2 separate regions of the Mus musculus genome follow, and region 2 is linked to region 1. The links are chromatin contacts, found by POLR2A ChIA-PET in ENCODE. All regions are on one chromosome and are shown on one strand. Each heading gives the region's core, a stretch centred on a gene start or an enhancer-like site at or near the end of the contact. The rest is flanking DNA. Distances are from core to core; before and after follow the strand shown.

Region 1 (4,454 bases), core at 893-3,392:
CACCAGAGACATATAAAAAAAATTTTAGAGATGGGTTTTGGTGGTGGTTATGCAACAACATGAATGTCCTTAATGCCACAGAAGTGTAAATGGCTAAGACCGCACATTTTATGTAAATTTCCTTTTGTGTAGCCCTGACTGTTCTCAAACTTGCTCTGTAGACCAGGCTGACCTTGAACTCAGAGAGATCTGCCCATCTCTGCCTCCTGATTGCCAAGATTAAAGTCATTTGCCACCACTACCCAGCTGTTAGAGATTTTTTTTTTTACCATATATTTTTTTAAGTGAAGAGGAAATGACGTTGAACGGAAAGGATCAAGAATAACTTTTAAAATTCTTCTCTTTTGCTGCTTTCTTCCCTTAGATAAGTAGAATTTTACACTGGGAGACTTTCAGGAAGCAGATAGTGATGTGGTTTGTTGCTTAGGGACTATATCTTCACTTGGTTTTGTTGTTGACTCAGGGGCTTTCGCAGTCCAAACTGTCCTCAAACTCCCTATGTAGCCAGGCATGACCTTGAACATCTATCTCCTTGACTGATGGCATTATAGGTGTGTATCCTCTTGTCCAGTTTCAGGAGGTGATGAAGATTGAACTCAGTGCTTACTGTGTGCTGAGCAGTTACTCTCAGCTGAGCAACATCCCCACTCTTCAAGTGAAACACTGGCTCTGGCAAGTATTGAAATCGATTTACAACATCATAAAGTGTGTTAGTTTTCTATCCGTATGACTTGAAATATCAACTTACAAGAATACATTTATTTTTCTACAGTTTCATATGTTTCCATTGAGGGCTGCTTGGTCCTAGGGCTTTGTGTCTGTAGAGAGCAAGAGCATCATGGTGAAAAGCATTTCAGCAAAGTGAAACAGATGACATTGTGTTTACAGGCTGCAAGCAAGAAAGACAGAGGGTGGTCAAGTCAAGGTTCCCACATCATGTTAAAGTGCTCACTCCTAATGTCCTAACTTCTACCAGGTCCTGCCTCTTAAATCTTTGGCATATGGGTCCCTAGGGAACATGGAATCCAAACTATAACAGGAAGTAAATCCTAGATATTAATACAAAGATACTGTGCTCTACTTCTGATTTAGGCATTCAGTCTTGAGGCAACTCGAACTACTTTTTTTTTTTTAAGATTTATTTATTTATTATATATGAGTACACTGTAGCTGTCTTCAGACACACCAGAAGAGGGCATCAGATCTCATTACAAATGGTTGTAAGCCACCAGGTGGTTGCTGGGATTTGAACTCCGGGACCTCTGGAAGAGCAGTCAGTGCTCTTAACCACTGAGCCATCTCTCCAGCCTCCCTGCCCCCCCCCCCCGAACTAATTTTATCTTCTATTAAAAACGGAACCTAACACTTAAGCCCAGACTAAAGGCCTTTCAACATAGCACCTTGTTTAGTTCTAGTAATAAGGTAGCCTTGTATCCTACTCTACTCATCATAAAACTGAGGTGCACAGAGGAAACCTAGTTAAGTACTAAGTGGTGGACTTAGAATTTTGAAGCAAGCGTTTTGTCACCAGTCTCCCTCTTAACCATTAATCACCTCTTTCTCTTTGAAATGCTAATATCAGAAATTGAGGTTTTAATGAGTGTTAAGTAGCTCTCAAAGATCAGATTGGGTAGAAGATATTCCTTGTGAACCCAACTCTCTACTTCAGCAGCGTGACTGAGCCCTGGGAGGTTAACGCTGAAGTCAGAGTACAGGATTTCTAAGATTAAGGTCAAATTTTTGAACCTAAGTAATTTCCCTCCAATTCTTAAGTGACGAATCTGCTGCCTATCCCATGAGTCTTGCAATTAGCTGATTTGCAAAATAATCAAGTCAGGAGAAATTAAATCCATTACAGAACCACCTAGTCCACAGAGAACTCTATATAAATCAGGTTATTTGGCAGGGGGTCCAAGATATAACCCAAGCCGAATCTGCAGCTCTGGCGTGGAAGACAGGGGGCGGGCAATCGGCGACCATTTTTGTTTTGCGGCCGTGCGCTCTCAGCGCATCTTGACTAACAGGACCCCATGGAGGAGGCGGGGCCTATCCGGGAGTGGGGCGGGGCTGGGAGGCGTGATGATTCAAATGGACTAATGACTAGGGCGCATCTGACAGGAGTCACCAATGAGCGGGCGTGCTGGGGCGGAGCGCACAAACCCTACGGGGTTTGGTTGCACCGCGGCTTTGGCGCATTTTCGGCTGGTTTGATTCATCCATTTTGAAGAGACGGGGGAGCGGGGGGCTCGTCAGATCCAGGGACCTCAAACCAGCAGCCGCCGACTCTTGAGAAGCCAGCAGCCCGGGGCTCGGCAGCAGCGGCCCCGCCGGCCGGAGCGGGGGGGTGGGGCGCCGAGTGCGCGGGGAGGGGGGTCCTGGTCCTCGGCTCCTCGACTTGGTCGCGCCTCGACAGCGAACATGTCTCGGCCTGTCAGGTCAGTGCGGAGTCCAAGGCCCGGGGCGGGCCGAACGGGCTGGGGTGAGTGGCGAAGGACCTGGGCAACGGGCCTGGAGTCGTGCTCCTGACTACCACGCGCGGCCTTCTGTCGGGGGCCGCGCGCGCCCTTGCGCGTGGGTGCTCGGCGGCGCGCAGGATGGCGGCGGCGCGCACGGGCGCGTCGCCTCCACCCCGCAGGGTCCGGGTCGGCTCCGCGGCCGCCCCCACCTCCGCCATGGCCCTGGCGTGGGCTTGGCGCGCACCAGGCACACCATAGGCCGCACCCCTGGGCCCTGTTGGAGCCTACGGCCGACCCGGGTGCGAACACGGAGGACTCGGTCCTCCAGAGGCTCGCCGGCTTAGCGTTTTGGCGAGCGAGTTGCTTGTGCCCCGCCGCCCGGCCCCGCCTCCATTCTCGGGGTCGCGGCAGGCCCCGCCTCCTAGCCCGGCCTGGGCGGAACCCACGTTTTCCTTTCCCCTTGGGGCAAAAGTGAGTTTTGACACTGAGCCCCGTAAAATAAGGGCCACAGCCTCTCCCCACTTGGGAGTTCTGAACGCATTAACCCCAAGTTTTCTCTTTCCACCGCTTGCAGACAAATGCCCTTCCTCCAGGGACGTGCTTGTTAACCCAAATCCCGTGTGGTTCTCGTTCCCCCTCACCCCGCAGTACGCGTCTCTTGCTACTTCTGTAACCCTCTCTTTCCCCGTGTGACGTTAATCGTAAATGGACTACGATCCACTAGCGATCAGACTTTTATTCACATGGCTTCAAGAAGTTTTCGGTTTCCCCTCACTCGGTGGGCTCCCCTTTAATGCCCTCCAGAGCTGTTGTATAGAATGTGGCTTGGGTGGAGGGTGTGGTTTAGTCCAATCTATTAAGGCCTGAGAGACAGAGGGACAGAGACCGAGACCAAAGTCAATAGATGTTACTTGTAAAGGAGCTTTACCTGGCCCCATTGCCTTTAGTTCTTAACTATTTTTACAGTTATGAATTCATTTCAAGTTTTGGTATCGAAAGTATCCCAATACCAAGGAGAGGTTTGGATCTGGCAACGGTTTTGTGCCCCACTATGTCTCCTTGACAAGATAATCTATTGGTGGTAGATTACCACCCCTCCCACTCGCGAGAGGGAACTGCGGAGGATGAATTACCTACCAGCTTGCTTTTTCCATTCTGTTTTAACCTGCACCTCCAAATTACCATGTCTTCTGTGTGATGTTTGGGAAGTAGTCAATATGACTGTTCCAGGTTATAGTGAGTTCTTTGAGGACATAAATCTAACCAAACTGTACCACCAACTCAAATTACTTTTTTCTAGACAGGGTTTCTCTGTGTAGCCCTGGCTGTTCTGGAACTCACTCTGTAGACCAGGCTGGCCTTGAACTCAGAAATCCGCCTGCCTCTGCCTCCCGAGTGCAGGGATCAAAGGCGCCACCACTGCTCAGCTGAGGTCTCTTGTATAATAAATTAGTTGGTCCTTTTGCTAGAAAGATATGTCTTTTCTTTTAAAAAAAATTTTTTTTAATTTGGGGAGAGGGTGTCTCATGGAGCCAAGGCTCCCATGGAACTCTTCTGTAGATCAGGCTGGTTTGAATCTGCCTCTGCCTTACAAAAAGGTGAGACACTACTACTACTGGCTCATTTAGCTTTGTAACTAACTGTTCCACTTGGTGGCTATTGAAAGTTAAATTAAGTAAAGATTACTGGAAATAAAACTTGTGTTTCTCATTCACACAGTACTTCAGATAGGGTATGGGTCTGCACTCTGCACTGTGCTTTTAATGCTAAATAACTCCTGGTGGCTTGGGAGCACCTCAGAAATGTCCCCTTATGCTGGGCGTGGTGGCACACACCTTTGGTCCCAGCACTTGGGAGACAGAGGCAGGCGGATTTCTTAGTTCTAGGCCAGCCTGGTCTACAAAATGAGCTCCAGGACAGCCAGGGCTACACAGAGAAACCCTGTCTTGAAAAAACAAAAAACAAAAAAAAAAAAAAAAAGAAGAAGAAGAAATGTCT
Region 2 (4,454 bases), core at 1,174-3,673, 97 kb after region 1:
CTAAAAAGATCAGAGAAGTTAATCAGCTTATTGAAAGCAACACAACTAGCAAACATCAGGGAAAACCAGTAACTCAAACTCTGACCTGTCTGGCAACCTGTTAAAGAGAAGATGACAACTGATTTCTTCAGAGGTTTGTTCAGCAGTCACAATTTATTAATGGCCCTACACTCCTTGGGCTGCTAGTTCAATTATTTTCCCAGACCAAGTGTGACTTGTTTCCTTTAAGAATTATAGCTATGCAGTGCTGGAAAGATGGCTCAGTGGTTAAGAGTGCACATTGCTCTTCAGAGGACCTGAGCTGGGTTCTCAGCACTCACGGGGGTGGCTTACAACAGCTTCTAACTCCAGCTCCAGGGGATCTGGGATCTGATACTCTTCTCCTTCTTAGGTAGGTACTGGCCAGGACCCTTCCTTTTTGTTGATTATCTTCCATAATACTGGAAGGTGCTATGTAGGTTCCTGGGGGAAGTAACACCCAGATGTGAACTCCATGAGCCACAGTAACAACTGGCTTGGCAAGTACAATAGTGCCATGAAAATTATGGAAGCAACCAACTGTTTCCTGGTTGGGCTGAAATTCTACTCTACAGGATAACTGGCCAAGATCCAGCTGCTGGGGAGCTCATAGCTCATAAGTAATTCTACTATTATTGTGTTAAATGGACATAGCATCAGACTGCCCTGAAATAGTTATCACACCAATAGATTAGTGCAACTCTCAGTGCTCTCTAGAGAAGCTCCTTTTTGCCTTGGACGCCAGATAATACAGAGTCACATCTGGTCCAAGTGCAAAGAATCAATGTCTGTGAAGTGCTCAACCATAAGTTGAATATTTATAGCATGTCACCACCACCCAAGGTTCAGGGAACACTGAGGAGGAGGAGAAGGAGGTGGTGGAAGGATTTTTAAGAGCCAGAAGTCTGGGGTGACTGGACTCTTCTGGGCATGACCACTACACTCATGCATTTACAGAAGCCATGGTTGCCTGTTAAAGATCTGTACAAGAGCAAGCAGTTGACATTCCATTGTGAACAGAGCATAGACGCCCCGCCCCTAGCTGAAGAGCTATTGGCCTTTGATGGGTGCCAGAATGAGTCAGTTTTCTTTAGAGGTGGGTCCCTGACCACGATCTAGTGGACTAGTGGACTGTCTCACATCCAGGCATATATGGGCAATACTAACTGGACTCACTGGGTTAAGAAACAATGAAAAAGAGGGCACATAGGGGGATCTGGGAGGAGTCAGAAAGGTGAGGGAGGGGGACTATGTTTAAAATATATTGTATGCATGTATGAAATTATCAAAGAAAAAATTATATATATAGATATCTGTATCTATATATCTATATAGATATCTATAGCTATATATATATGAAACTGAGCTTGGTGTTAAAAGCCTGTAAATTCATCACTTGGGAGGTGGAGGAAACAGGATCAGGAGTTCAAAGTCAACCTCAGCTCGGACTTCATGAGACCTTGCTTCCAAACACAAATCACATTTGTAAGAACCAGCTTACGCTTAACATCCTCATAATGTTGATACTGAGACAGGGTTGCTGAGAGTCCAACCCCAAATTGAGTGGCACAGTCAATCCCATGAGAGCTTTAAGTACAGAAACTGTCTCAAAAAGCCTAAGTAAACAAACAACACACTCATTCGTTTAGTGGGGCAGGGAGACAAAATGGAACGCTCAATTGCCTCAGCTGCGAACACTTGTGAACCTTGGAATTGGGTGTTGATTTCTGCATCCCTTCTTTGGATGTTGCAAGTTTTGAAAATTAGGTTTTCACAGTGACTTTACAGGCAATGAATTGGGTGTTTCGGATTCTTAAGTAAAGTCACTTAGACTGGACGTGGTGGTGCACATCTGTAAATATCTGTAATCCCACCACTTGGGGCCAGGAGTTGAAGCAGAAGGATCTCCTATGAGTTCAGAACAGCTAGAGCTACGTGTTAAAATACTGTTTCTAAACCAAAAAAAAAAAAAAAAAGAAAGAAAAAGAAAAAAGAAAAGAAAGAAAGAAAGTTAAAGCTCTGGACCAAGCTAAGTTGGTAAGGGGGAAAGCTTTTCCCATTCTAGAGAGACCATTCGTCAATGATTCTGATCAAGTGGTGGTGGTAGCTCGCAATGTAAACCAGTGGGCGTCGTCCTCACACGTCAGCTCCGCCGCCACAGCCCTGGGCCCAGATTGCTACCCCGAGAGCCCTAAGCAGGACTTTGGGCCTGCGAGGAAGTACGAATGTCCGGCAGAGCAGGAGTCCCCGGAGCGAGTGCACGGGACGGACTAACAGGGTACGTACGGGAGCCCCGGGCCAGAAACAAAACACTGGCTTTGGGGCCCGGCCCCTCCCCCGGAAGTGACGCTCGCGCTGCTTCGGCGTCGAGGAAGGGCCCCGGCAGTGCCGGGGGGGGGGGGTTTGAGAGTGGCGGAGGCCGCGGAACGACGGGAGACGGCGGCCGTAGTGAAGAACGTCGAGCGCACGCACGGCGAGTGGCAGCTTAACTATAGCCACTTCGCCGTCCCGGCCGCGTGTGCGAGGGCGGGGCTCGAGACCTGCGGCAGCGGGAGATGCGGGCGGCTGCGGGCACGCGGCTGGCTCGGCTCGGCCGCCGCTTTCTCGGGCCCCGGCGCGGGGGTCGCCACTGTTCGCCGCGCGGTCTTTGAGGTCCGAGTGTGAGGAGCGGTGGGCGACAGAGTCTCGCACCGCGTTCAAGGCCGAGGAGTCCCGTGCCCTGCCTGGTGAGCAGCACGCCCACGCCCCGTCGGGGTCTCGCACCACCGCCCCTCAGCCAGGTTTCCGCGCGGGCCGGGCGGAGGTTGCGGGCGCGGCAGGAAGTGCACCGGGCGGAGGGAGGGGCGGAGCTTGGTGGCGGGAGGGTGGGACCTGGTGGGTGGGCGGGGCCCGCTGGCGCGCTCTCCTTGGGGGAGCAGCTCGGTGGAGCTCAGGTGCTCGCCGGAGCGCCCCCTCCGCCTTGCCCGCACCTCGGTGGGTCGTGAGAAGTCCCTTGGGCGGAAGGTGGCAGCGGTTTTTTGTTGCCTGGGTGGGGCAGAGGGGAACGGTTTTAACTTGCCGGAGTGGCAGGAAGTTGGAAAGTGAAAGTGCTTTCTTGGCTCGCCCACGGGCCGGAGGTCTGCGTCTCCCCGCACTTTGATCTCGGGGCGCGCGGCCTCACGCCGCATTCTTCCCTTCCCCAAGCTCGCTGTCCATCCGGCCACAGGTTTTTCTTTCTCTACTTTTCATCAGTCCTCCTCGCTTCCTGTACAGCTGTGGCAAGCTTTTCCTCGGAAAAGCATTGGAAACATCTTTGAGGGGAGGAGTTTTAACGGGCATCGGCAAGGAAATAAGGGGGAATTTGTTGGGTGAACTCAGAAGACACGGTTGGCATTTTCTCGAGCCCTTGCAATGTGAAGGTTAGGTCATTTAAGTAAGAGTCTTTCAGTAGAATGGCTGCCGTTCTAAGGTCAGAGCTCTTCTCTCTTCCCCCCCATGCACAGAACGTGGGGCTTCTGTATTTCCGGCTAGGAGTGGTGTTTTTAAAAGAGTATGATTCAACTTTTCCTTGTAGGAACTCTTTGTTCTTTGATCTTTGGTTTTATTTTAAAATGGAAACTGCTTACGTGGAGTTTGTTACATTTTTGGGGGGGAAATATTGTCTTAACTTTTGGGACACCATTATATATTTGAGGCAGGGGATGTACTCTTCAGTCACCAGCACAAAAAGGTAAAAAAAAAGTATACATTTAATATCCTCTTGTGGCTCTCACCGTTGCTTTCAGCCTCCTCTCCTTCCTTCTTGTGCTATGTATCAAAACTGGGGTCTGCATCAGGTGTTCATCAGCTGGTCTGCACTCCAGGCGCCCCTGTTCTCTTCTTTTTCCATTGCACTTCTTCGAGAAAGCAATTTTCTCTACCTAGGTGCAGTGCTGGTCATCTAACCTGTGTTCTCAGGCATGCTAGACAAGACAAAGCACTTTGCCACCGAGCTGCTCTCCAGCTCCTAAAGCCCCGTTTCATTGTAGCTTAGAGATTAGTCTTTGAGTGTTAAACCTTTTCCAGCATTTAATCTGTCAACGATGATTTGGGTCCATTTAAGTCTGCCTCCATTATGCTTCTAAAAAACCTTTTGAAGCTGTAATTGTTAGTACTTAGACAGTGTCTCTGTTTTTGTACCTATATGGAATCTGTCTGTCTTGTTCCCTCTTTGTTGGTCAGTAGCCCGGGCTTCATACCCACAGCCCTCCCTGCTTCATCTCAGGAGAGCCTGGGTTATAGGACAGTTTCACTTCTACTTGGTTCCTGTACTTGGGGCTGGGGTAGGGTCTCTAGTATTTCATGTAGCCCTAGCTGGCCTGGAACTTACTATATGGATTGGGCTGGCCAAGAACTCAGATCGAACTTCCTTTGCCTCAGTCCTGGGATAAAAGTGTGTGCCACCATGTTCTCTGTCG

The links. ChIA-PET counts read pairs that join two places held with the same protein, here RNA polymerase II (POLR2A).
Region 2: POLR2A ChIA-PET joins it to region 1 with 10 read pairs in Patski. The contact joins the promoter of Elk4 here to the promoter of Nucks1 in region 1. POLR2A ChIA-PET finds 5 or more read pairs at or near these places in 2 of 5 experiments (Patski and embryonic stem cell).

Annotation. Positions count from the first base shown.
Region 1 is chr1:131,908,316-131,912,769 of GRCm38, forward strand. Nucks1 (nuclear casein kinase and cyclin-dependent kinase substrate 1) reads left to right here and starts at 2,143. Exons shown (of 7, transcript NM_175294.3): 1 at 2,143-2,435. The coding sequence starts at 2,419.
Region 2 is chr1:132,005,197-132,009,650 of GRCm38, forward strand. Elk4 (ELK4, member of ETS oncogene family) reads left to right here and starts at 2,424. Exons shown (of 5, transcript NM_007923.3): 1 at 2,424-2,744.